2 separate regions of the Mus musculus genome follow, and region 1 is linked to region 2. Evidence: chromatin loops called from intact Hi-C (ENCODE). Cell type or tissue: heart. All regions are shown on one strand.

The links. Hi-C counts contacts between places; a loop is a spot of excess contacts. Peaks named below come from ENCODE experiments on the same cell type or tissue, not always from the same donor. Only the 100,000 strongest peaks of a DNase experiment are listed, where the experiment ranks them.
Region 1: it touches region 2 in a loop (3-fold over the local background); 3 of 42 quality-filtered maps call a loop at or near these places.

What each region holds. Positions count from the first base shown.
Region 1 is chr10:44,628,282-44,633,281 of GRCm38, forward strand. All of the region lies in intron 2 of Gm35154 (a long non-coding RNA gene), which reads left to right. Among named protein-coding and RNA genes, the nearest start is that of Gm35154, 32 kb to the left of the region's middle. In heart, no CTCF peak of the experiment used is centred here; a DNase peak (open chromatin) is centred at 2,370; H3K27ac peaks cover 684 bases.
Region 2 is chr10:44,997,464-45,002,463 of GRCm38, forward strand. No RefSeq gene overlaps it. Among named protein-coding and RNA genes, the nearest start is that of Gm40639, 24 kb to the right of the region's middle. In heart, a CTCF peak has its summit at 3,547; DNase peaks (open chromatin) are centred at 328 and 2,798; H3K4me3 peaks cover 1,637 bases; H3K27ac peaks cover 1,474 bases.

The DNA.
Region 1 (5,000 bases), 370 kb before region 2:
GAGGCAAAGTCTTTCAATCAAATCCAGAGCCCACCTTACCAATGTAGTTAGTGTCATTAGCTAGTAGAGATGCCCTACCTCTGCCTCTGATTCTGGAATTACAGGCAAGCATTCTCTTACTTGCATGGGAAGTGCTTTAATTATGAGAGACTCCTCAGCTCTCTTTGTATTTCTTAAAGCCCTGGCTAATGTCACTGAAGCCAAGACAACCTGATCCCCTCATCCCTGCCTGCTAAAACTTCTGCCTGGGTAAAGATAACTGTTTCCCCTTTTGTGTGTGTTTTCCGTATTGTGGTCTCTGCTCATGCTGTGATTATCACCTATCATTTTTATGTTTTATTGTTTTTTGCATGTTTATTTTATGTTTTCTGATCACTCTCCTCTACTGAACTATCAGCAGTCTGAACTTGGGGGATTTGTCTAGTTTGTGTTTCCATCCCACGAACTTATCACGGTCCCTTTAAGTTAGTAAGCATAGTTGTTGGGGTATTTATCATATAACTATACCAGTTAGTGGTCTCTGTAAAGACACTCATAAAGCTTGCTCCTCTGAAGGCTAGGGAGGAAGCTCAGTCAATAAAGCTTGCCTTGCAGTGCAAGGATCTGCATTGTGTCCTTCAGAACCAGGACAAGGCTGGTGTGGGGATGCTTGCTTGCAATCCCAGTCTGAGGGAGGCAGAAATGGGTCCATTCGTAAGGCTGCCTGGTAACTCACCCTAGTCAAATTGGCACATTCTAGGCTTGGGGGAACTCCTTCCTGTGGGGCAGGGTAGGGGTGGGAGTGGGGTGTAGGGAGTCAGAGGGTGGGTGGAATCTGAACTTGAAGTTGTCTTCTACCTTCCACATGCAACTGCATTTTCTCCCCTTTTCTTCCTCTTCTTCCTTTTCCTCCTCCTTCTCTTCTTCTTTTTCCCCCTCTCCCCCTTTCACACACACACACACACACACACACACACACACACACACACACACACACACACACACACACCATTCACTTTCAGGGAATGATACACAAAAGTTTAGATTCACATGGCTGAAGAATTAGAAGTCCATACTCATACAGGATAGTTTTCGAGAACTCACCTGCTTTTTCTACATTTTGAATTCCAAAGTTGTTATGCTTGCATAAAAATTATTTTGCCTTGGCAACTCTTCCTCAGTTCATCTACAAAGAATTACTGCTAACACGGGCAGTTGATTAGTGTAAGAAGGTGTTATGGTCTAATCTTTTTTTTTTCTTCAGGTTTGCTCTGACTACCCTGGAGTTTATTTGACTTTAGATTCATTTTATTTTATTTTATGTGAGTAAGTGTTTTGTTTAGTGCCCATGGGGATCCCCCTAGAACTGGAATTATGAATGGTTGTGAGCCATTGTGTGGGTGTTGGGAACTGAACCCAGGTCCTTTGCAAAAGCAGTGAGTGCTCTTAACAACAGAGTTAATCCTCCTCCCAAATTCTTAGGTTGAAATCCCAATTCCCAAGGTGATGGTATTAGAAGCTAAACTGGTCATGAGGGTGGAGCCTTCACACATGGGATTGGTATTCTGCTAAGAGGCCAGAGAGACAATCTTACCCTTTCTGCGGAGCTAAGATGTAAAGGCGCTGTCTGTGCTTTGAAAGTGGCTCTCACAGACAGAATCGTTCTATATCAGCATACATACCGTTATGTTAAATCTCCTCACTGCTGGAGTTGTGATGATATACTTCTATTGTTTGTAAGCTACCCAGTTGGTGGCAGTTTGATATCTCAGCCTTCAGGTAGTAAACCAGAAGGAGTTTCAAACATTTTGTGATTTAAATGAAAATTTCTATCCCTGTGAAAGTTAATAGCAACTCTAGCGTGTGATATAATACCAGAATTATATATGTGTGTATGCATGTATGTGTGCACATGTGTGCATATATGTATTTATGTGCATGTGTGCGTTTATGTGTGTGTATGTATGTATGTGTGTATTCCATGTCATGATAGCCTACCAGAGGCCTACACATACATGGTTTTATTCAGTTTAATCACTGTTTCCTGAGATTGGCTTGGCCTCACTCTCCCTAGCTCTGACTGAAAGTGGCTGGGACACTTCCTTCTCAGTCTATAGCCCAGGGGCTGGTACCAAGTAAAAGCAGGTAACTCACGAAGGAACCAAATGTAAGATCAAGTCCTACAACTGCCCAGCCCTAACCAAGGGCACAGAACTCACCACCAGTCTCTGGAGGAAAGCAAGGACATTAATCAATTTCCCCGGAAAATTTGAACTGTCTTTTCTGAAGCTTTTTAAGAACTGCATCTGAAGTTTTGGACAGCTTGCAGTGGAAGTTGTGTGGGGACCGCCTCCCGACTCGAGGCTGTTATTCTTCTGAAAGTCTATTTTGACCAAAGGAAATCCTGTTTCGCCAGCAGCACGGGCAGTGGCCCCGAGACGCAGTCTCAGGAGTGTTGTGAGGATACAGGCTCTCTTTAATCTCAGATTAAAAATATTTGATGTTTACAAGGTGTATTAGCGTAATTGGAATGCGTCTGCCTGTCTGCCAGCCTTCCTTCCACGATAGGACCTCATAATTAAAGAGCATCGCGTTCATGTGGCTGCCTGCATACCCTTTCATGGCTTCTTGTGAGCAGTTATGGTCAAGACCGTTACCCTAGGCCCTCGGAAAGCTCATTCAGACAGACACAGCTGTAACCAGAACAAAGGAAGAGGCCGCATTCCCTTAGAATCCTACCTAGTGCTCTGGGCAAAGTGGGAAACCAGACAAGTAAAACAGTGTATGAGAGGCGCATGGGGTTCCCAGACTGCTTCTGTGTGTGTGTGTGTGTGTGTGTGTGTGAGAGAGAGAGAGAGAGAGAGAGAGAGAGAGAGAGAGAGAGAGAGCATATGCATGTGTGTTGGGGGGGGGGGTCATGTCTTTAAATATATTCACAAGCCAAATATGAATGCGTGTATTTGCACATATACATGTCTGCATGTGTATATATGTGCCTGTATAAACCCACATGTATGTGTAGGCAAACATGTTATTTCTTCTCTCTTCCTGTTCTAAAAAAGAGTTGGTCATTTTTTTAAAAAATCTCTTTGTATGCATCTAATTCTATGGTAATTATGAACATACAGGTGTGTCCTTTACCTGAAAACACTTTTCAAGAGGGAAGACAATGTATGTGCCCTATGGAAGATCTGGATTAAGTCTTCCGGGAGTTCAGAGAAAAGATGAAACCTGCCAGGAAGACAAGAGGAGCAAAATTCAAATCGGAGAATACAATTCTTCCCTCGCGTAATAACAATATCATACATACCTCCCCCTGCAGCCCCCACCCCAAGCCCAAACAACCCAAACCAAAACAAGTGATAAGAGCTAAGATGAGCAGATCCCGTGTTGTTTCTGGCCCGACTGCTTTGGGGGTATTAAAGGAACTTTGTGAAAGTCTACTAGGGAAGTGAGGCAGAGGGTTTGTCCTCTTCAATTTTTTTAATCGCTTCAGCCCTGAGAACAGAACTATATACACAGTTTATGGAACTGAAACAGATCAAAATAACTTGTCAGCTGACCTGTCCTCATCACGTTGTAAACGGCGCAGGACAATCAGCTTCTGGACAGTTAGACAGAGTCGTCTGTCGTTCAGACATTGTTTTTAACAGTGTCAAAAGCACAGTGTTGTGATTCCTTTGGGTGATACACTTTCCTGGGATGAAAAGATTACTTTTCATATAGATATGGAAGAAGATGTCTGCCCTCATTTTGAACTTAAAATTGGTACGGCTTTACAAACAAGAACAACTCTCACCAGGGAGATGTTTTCCCAGTCTGCTGTCTGGGAGGAAGAGGCATACTGCAGGAAATGGACAATCTTGACCACTACACAAACAAATAGTTTCCTTACAGGCAACTCACCCTGACCCTAGATACGCACTACTCTCCGTTTTAGTTCTTCGGATGCACTTAGATATCTGCTACTTAAACAGGACACAGAAATCCTACTATCTTTCATGAGTGTTGCTTAAAGCTTTATTAAATTGCTTCATGTATAAATCAAGTCATGAGCAACCTTGGTTTCATTAATAAGAAGGGTGCACTACAACCAATTACCCTGCCTTCATTATAGACGTTCAAGAGGCAGGCAGGCTCTCTTTGATTTAGAGTTATTTATTTATGTATTTAATGCTTTCTCACTGTTCTCTACGAGTGCACGCGCGCGCGCACACACACACACACACACACACACACACACACACACACACACACAATACACTTAGTATTTCTTTATATTTGGGACCAGTAGCTTGCTGTATGCTCTGTAACATCCATCAGATAACCAGAAAACTAAGAACTTAGATTCCTTGGTGATATTTGGCATCAGTAAAAATGTGGAAGAAGCTAAGGGGGAAAAAGGCTGTAAATTTCATAAATTGTAGATCCTTGTCATTCTCTACTTCCTGCCTTGCTTCCTCGTCATTATTTTTTCTCCTAGGGATGTGTGGCACTGTTTGTGTTCACGTAGATGGCTGTGTGAAGTTTAAGGCAGTGACGAGATCGTAATGCAGACTTCTAGCTGAAGCGCACACTTTGAAGCAGTGTTCATGATTTACTTGTATTTCTTTCTTCCTTGAAAAAGAGTGATACATTCCCTCTCCCCTTTTTAGAAGTGAGGTTTTGTTGAATAATTGAGGCCTTAAGAAAAGTTACAACACACTGTCTTTAACATCCACAAGACTGTCTTTGCACGCAAACACTCTGTTGACGTCAGCAGATCTTGTGTGAAGTTCTTTTTTTTTTTTTCCTCCTATCTCTGGGAACTGGGCTATGGGGGTGGGAATGTCTGCAACATATGGACTGGACCTGGGATCTGTGGGTGAGTCGACTCTGACGCCATTTGGAATGTTAAAGTTTTCTAATAAAATTGAGGTTTCTATTATTTTCCTATAGGGCAAGAAAAAAAATGTATCCAGGATGACATTTATTCCAGTAACTTTTAAAATTCTGCCATTATATTTGAGAGACCAGCAGCT
Region 2 (5,000 bases):
GACCTCCAGGCATCGTGAGAGACTCTCAGTAGTTTTTTAAAGATGGGCAAACTGTGCTGTGTCCAGGAAAAACCAACTTCGGTGGGCTTATTGTTTTCGCTGAGGCCATTACTTTCCCGCCCACATCTTTCATTGCCTCTCCGGTGTTTCTGTGAGACAAAGAAGCCAGCTGAGACTTCCACAAAGGAGAATGCAGGGAAAGGGGGCTGAATACCTTGAGCAAGAATAGCTTGGAAGGAGCCAAAAGTGGAAAAGGAAGTCTAATTCTGGCCTGGTCCGGTGGGGAGAAAAAAGTTTTTTGAGAAATGTAAACAAATCAGGAAATCCTGGCACTCACTTTAGTTCCGGTCTGGGGAGAGAGCCGCTCACTCGGGTCCTTTCCCGAGGAGCAAGCTGCTGTTTGTGAATGAAATCCAGATAAAATTATTCATTGAGCTCTGCCAGCCCCGCAGTTTCCAGCTTTCCTTTAGCCTATGGCATAGCTTAAACCTTAAAATAATAATAATAAAAAAACCATATGCGTGTTATTAACTCTCCATATTCAAATGGAAATTTCAGGCTATCATAAATCTCCTTTCTGATGTAAATTCCTCTCTGCAGAGCTCGCTGCAGGAAAGCCATTGTATCTGAGTAATCTAAACTTGAAAGAGAATTTTTGTTAAACCAGTTATGATAGGGGAAACATGTTTTTCACTGAGTCGAAAGATTAAAGTTGGTTGTAAAAAGGGGTGGGGGCTGAGGGAGAATTATTGGTTGCCCAACTAATGATTAGATACAGAACTTCAAGGAGAAATTAAGAGCACAAAAGAGAGTCACACAGATAAGTGAAAACAGCTCCAAAGATATTAAATACAAGAGTCGAGGTTTAGCTGAGGTTGTAATCTCTCTTCCCATAGTCATCTCTGCTAAGCCATCCTCTCTACCCCATTCGATTTCCCCAGGACAGACTGCTGCAGCACACATCTGCAGGTTGGAATATCTAGTTTCTCTCTCTCTCTCTCTCTCTCTCTCTCTCTCTCTCTCTCTCTCTCTCTCTCTCTCTCGTGTGTGTGTCTTTCTCATGTCTTCTTCCGTATGTCCCTCCCTTTGAGTCTGTCTGTCTCTCTGTGTGTCTTTTTATCTGTCTCTCCCTGTGTGGTGTTTCTATCTCTGTCTCTCTGTCTCTTTGTCTCTCTGACTCTGTCTCCCCTCTCCCCTCTCCCCTCTCCCCTCTCCCCTCTCCCCTCTCCCCTCTCCCCTCTCCTACATCTTGGTAATCACTCTACGGACTTTTTAGCCCAGAAGAATGTAGACACAAGAGGAGAAAAAGAGATATACCCCCTCCTTTAAAAAACAAGACAAAATAAAACACATTGTGACTGGTTTCTTTCAAAGCATGCTTTCTCAGCACTATATACCCTCATCTCAAGCTAACCCCACTAGCTCTCTTGATTTGTTACCCTCAGCCATTCTGCCACCCTTCCTGTCCTTGCAAACCTAGAAACATTTTTAAGGTTTTTCATTTCAAAGACCTCAGCAGGCAGCAGTAAGGACATAGTCACAAGCTAACAGTGTGGGTCTGTGGTATAGTATATGCTTAATCATGCACAAGGCTCTGGATTCCATTTCTACCACCATATACACAGAAAAGAATCCATATCCGTGTATTAAGAGCTATGGGGAAAAAAATTAAAGTATTTCTTCGCACAGCCTGACCAGGAGAGGTTTACAGATGAGAAACAAGTTTCTCTTGGGAAGGGTGGACTAGAGATCTTGAAAAGGCCTCTATTTGACTCTCCTCCAGGCATCCGACCTCAGCCCTAGTACTGGTGTGTTTGCACAGAAACCTCCAGAAAGGACCTCAGCTCTCAAGACAAAAGCTTTCTCGATGAACTTTGAAGAACATGGTTCATAAATACAAGAAAGAAAAAAAAAAATCCCTCTGCATCACTGTGAAGAACTGACTCTGTTCCAAAATGAATTTATGATGAAAAGAAATATTTAAATTGAAATTAAAATATTAACATCAGGGCAAGGCCTGACTCATACAGCTATACCACAAACACTCTGAATACTTTCACATATCCCTGAAGTTAATGTATTCATATTTAGATTTGCAATATTGTGCTTTAGAATAATTTTAGTACAAAAATACCAAACTAGTCTCTTATAGCTTTGAATCTAGTCTAGTCACACACACACACACACACACAAGCAGTGTCACCCTGATCTCTTATTTAATGCTCAACATTCAAGGTACACAATTTAATGTTCATTGTGGATTGTCCATAGATTTATGATGGCTGTAGAGATGTTCATAAAATCTGAGCTATGCAAGGCTTTCGGCATCTGTCTCATTTTTATCAGAACCATAAAAATCATCACCCTCTTGTTCCTAGTCAGTCTTTCCTGCTAGATAATATAAACCAGAGAAAAATAACGTTGTATCTGAGTGTCTACTTTAAGTAGACTCTGTTGCAGAGGTGTGTGTGTGTGTGTGTGTGTGTGTGTGTGTGTGTGTGTGTGTCTGTCTGTCTGTCTGTCTGTCTGTCTGTCTGTCTGTGTATACAGAATAGTGATGGTATGTCTGGAAATGGAGAGAGAAGAATATTGAATTAAACTACATATGTTTGAGGATTAAACAGGCTCTGTACGAAGCTCTTCCTAGTACCAACTGTCTTATGAACCAGAACGATGCTGCTGTGGGGCACCACTCGTTTTAGCCATGCGCTGACCTGTCCTACGCAGGAGCACAGTCTCTCAAGTGTACACAGAGAGGGGAAGCAGGTGCTTCGACTCCCCAGCATCTGGTTTAAATGACCACAATGCTGAGAGCACCTGCAGCCAGCATTTCAGCCAAGTCTGGCCTCCCATTGTATTCAACTGTTCTTTCTGCCTTAAGCAAAAAAGGCATTGTTTATCTGATTTGCCAAAGGATCTCCGGGGAGGTGGAGAAAGACCGGACAAACAAAGCTAAAACTGAGCGCCAGTGGACCGCACGGGAGGATCTTGATTATTTGTGACTATCCACGGGGATCTTTCATCCTGACTAAACAGAGAGAGAGAGAGGAGGGGGCCCCACGGGGACATAGAGAGACAGACAGAGACAGAGAGAAAATATCAGCTGCATTTGGTGCTGCGGGTTTAAGAGCAGAGCAGAGAATAATCTTACTGAGAAGGTGGAGCTGTAGTTTGTGTGCTAAATGTTCAGTCTATGCACTTTCCACGTTCCTAGTTTAGAGCAACTACGCACTGAGAGAGCTGACTGCCTCTAAACGATGTCAAAAGCAGTAGTAACCTTGGTTCAGACTTTTCAAATCAAGGTATGAAGAGCAAATAAAACTGACCCACGGAGGGGGGGGCAGTTAGAGGGGGGGACAAAAACCAAAACCCAAAACAAACCTGTGGTCGATGTGTTAGAACCAAAATAAAATGACCAGTCGTATTTTCAAGAACACGGAAAATAAAGTCTTCCTGCGTAGTGTTTGCTTAGTAAATAATTCTGTGGAGCCCCTTTATTTCCTTTTTTCTTTTCTTTTCTTTGTGTAGAGCCCCAACTAGTGGGAGATTGGAAAACTGCACCTGAAGAGAGGCCATTTAAATGGAGGTGACCATTGGACTTCCGGCCAGCATATGAGCACTTTAGGACAAGGCTGATTTTCAGGTGTGAGACTGCAGACAGGTGCTAAGAGGGGAGGGTTGTGAAACTGCCTTCTTCTTAACTTTCTGCATGCTAAAGGGCAACCTGGCGCCGAGGAAAGCAAACACACTCTCTGGCATGTGAAATGACTCAGTGCACTCTAGCTACAGCTAATTCGAGAAAGGAAAATAAATTCTGAGTTCAGAACTTATATGCCTCAAAGATCTTTTTTAAAAGAAAGGGGACAACATCCTGTAACCGAAAAGAAAAAAGAAAAAACTGCACAGGCTGGAGGAAAAAGAGCCGGTTTCACATGTTAAATGAGAATTCAGTTAGAAATATTTTTACCCAGTTGGTAGTTTTTACTGAGAAGAGATAAGAATGTGCTGTGTTGTGATAAGAGGAGCTAGCTGTAGGTAGACCAGCAGGCCGGAGGCCATCATGCAGGAGAGATCAGAACTTCAATGAAGAATGAGACAGAAACGCCTAGAAAAGTGGGGTGTACTGTTCTGAACTCAGAATTTATTTTCCTTTCTTAAATTAGCATAGACAGAGTGTGCTGACTCATTTCACTTGCTAGAGAGTGTGTTTGTTTTCTAAGGGGACTGAATCTCAGGAGCTGCTGGGATTTTAAGTTTGTTTCTTTGTTTCTTCTTCCATCCTTTCAAAAACTCTCATTCTGCTCAATTGTTTTTAAAATAATGTTTCCTTTGACAAAAAGTGGCAATAAAATGCAGACAGCCTGGAAAGGCTATTAAAGAAATAATCCACGATGAGTTCATTAATTAAAGTATAAGAATGTGCATCAGGGGTTGTCATGCAGGCTTCAGGGTGTTTGTGGAACTCCCTAACAAGAAAGATCTATAGTGTGTGTGTGTGTGTGTGTGTGTGTGTGTGTTTCTGAATTCTCAAAGAATCCCATAAAAAACAAACAAACAAACAAACAAATCCAACTACACAGGAATCTGCACATAGACAAAAACCAACCACATTGTCATAGATGTGCCTCAGAGTGGTCTGACTTCAGAGACTGCATAGAAAAGCCCCACAGAGTCATCAAGCCATGTCTAGGGCATCTCACAGAGCAGATGCTAACCTCCAGAGTCACAGGCTTCCCTGTGCATTGTGCACTAGAATAAAGGTGTGGTGGGTGTCCTGCTTATACCTTGAGGGCATATGGGTGCACACAGTCCTCATCAGCTGCAGGGATGAACAACTCGCTCTCACCACTTCCCTCCATGTGAATGTACAAAAGGCCACTTATGCTCAAAATTTGAACATAGTAGTAATTATTTTTTTTTATCCCCACAGATTAGCCAGTAAAATTCAGAATTTAACCACAACAACAGAAATACCTTTAACTTTTAGGAGTCAAACACCT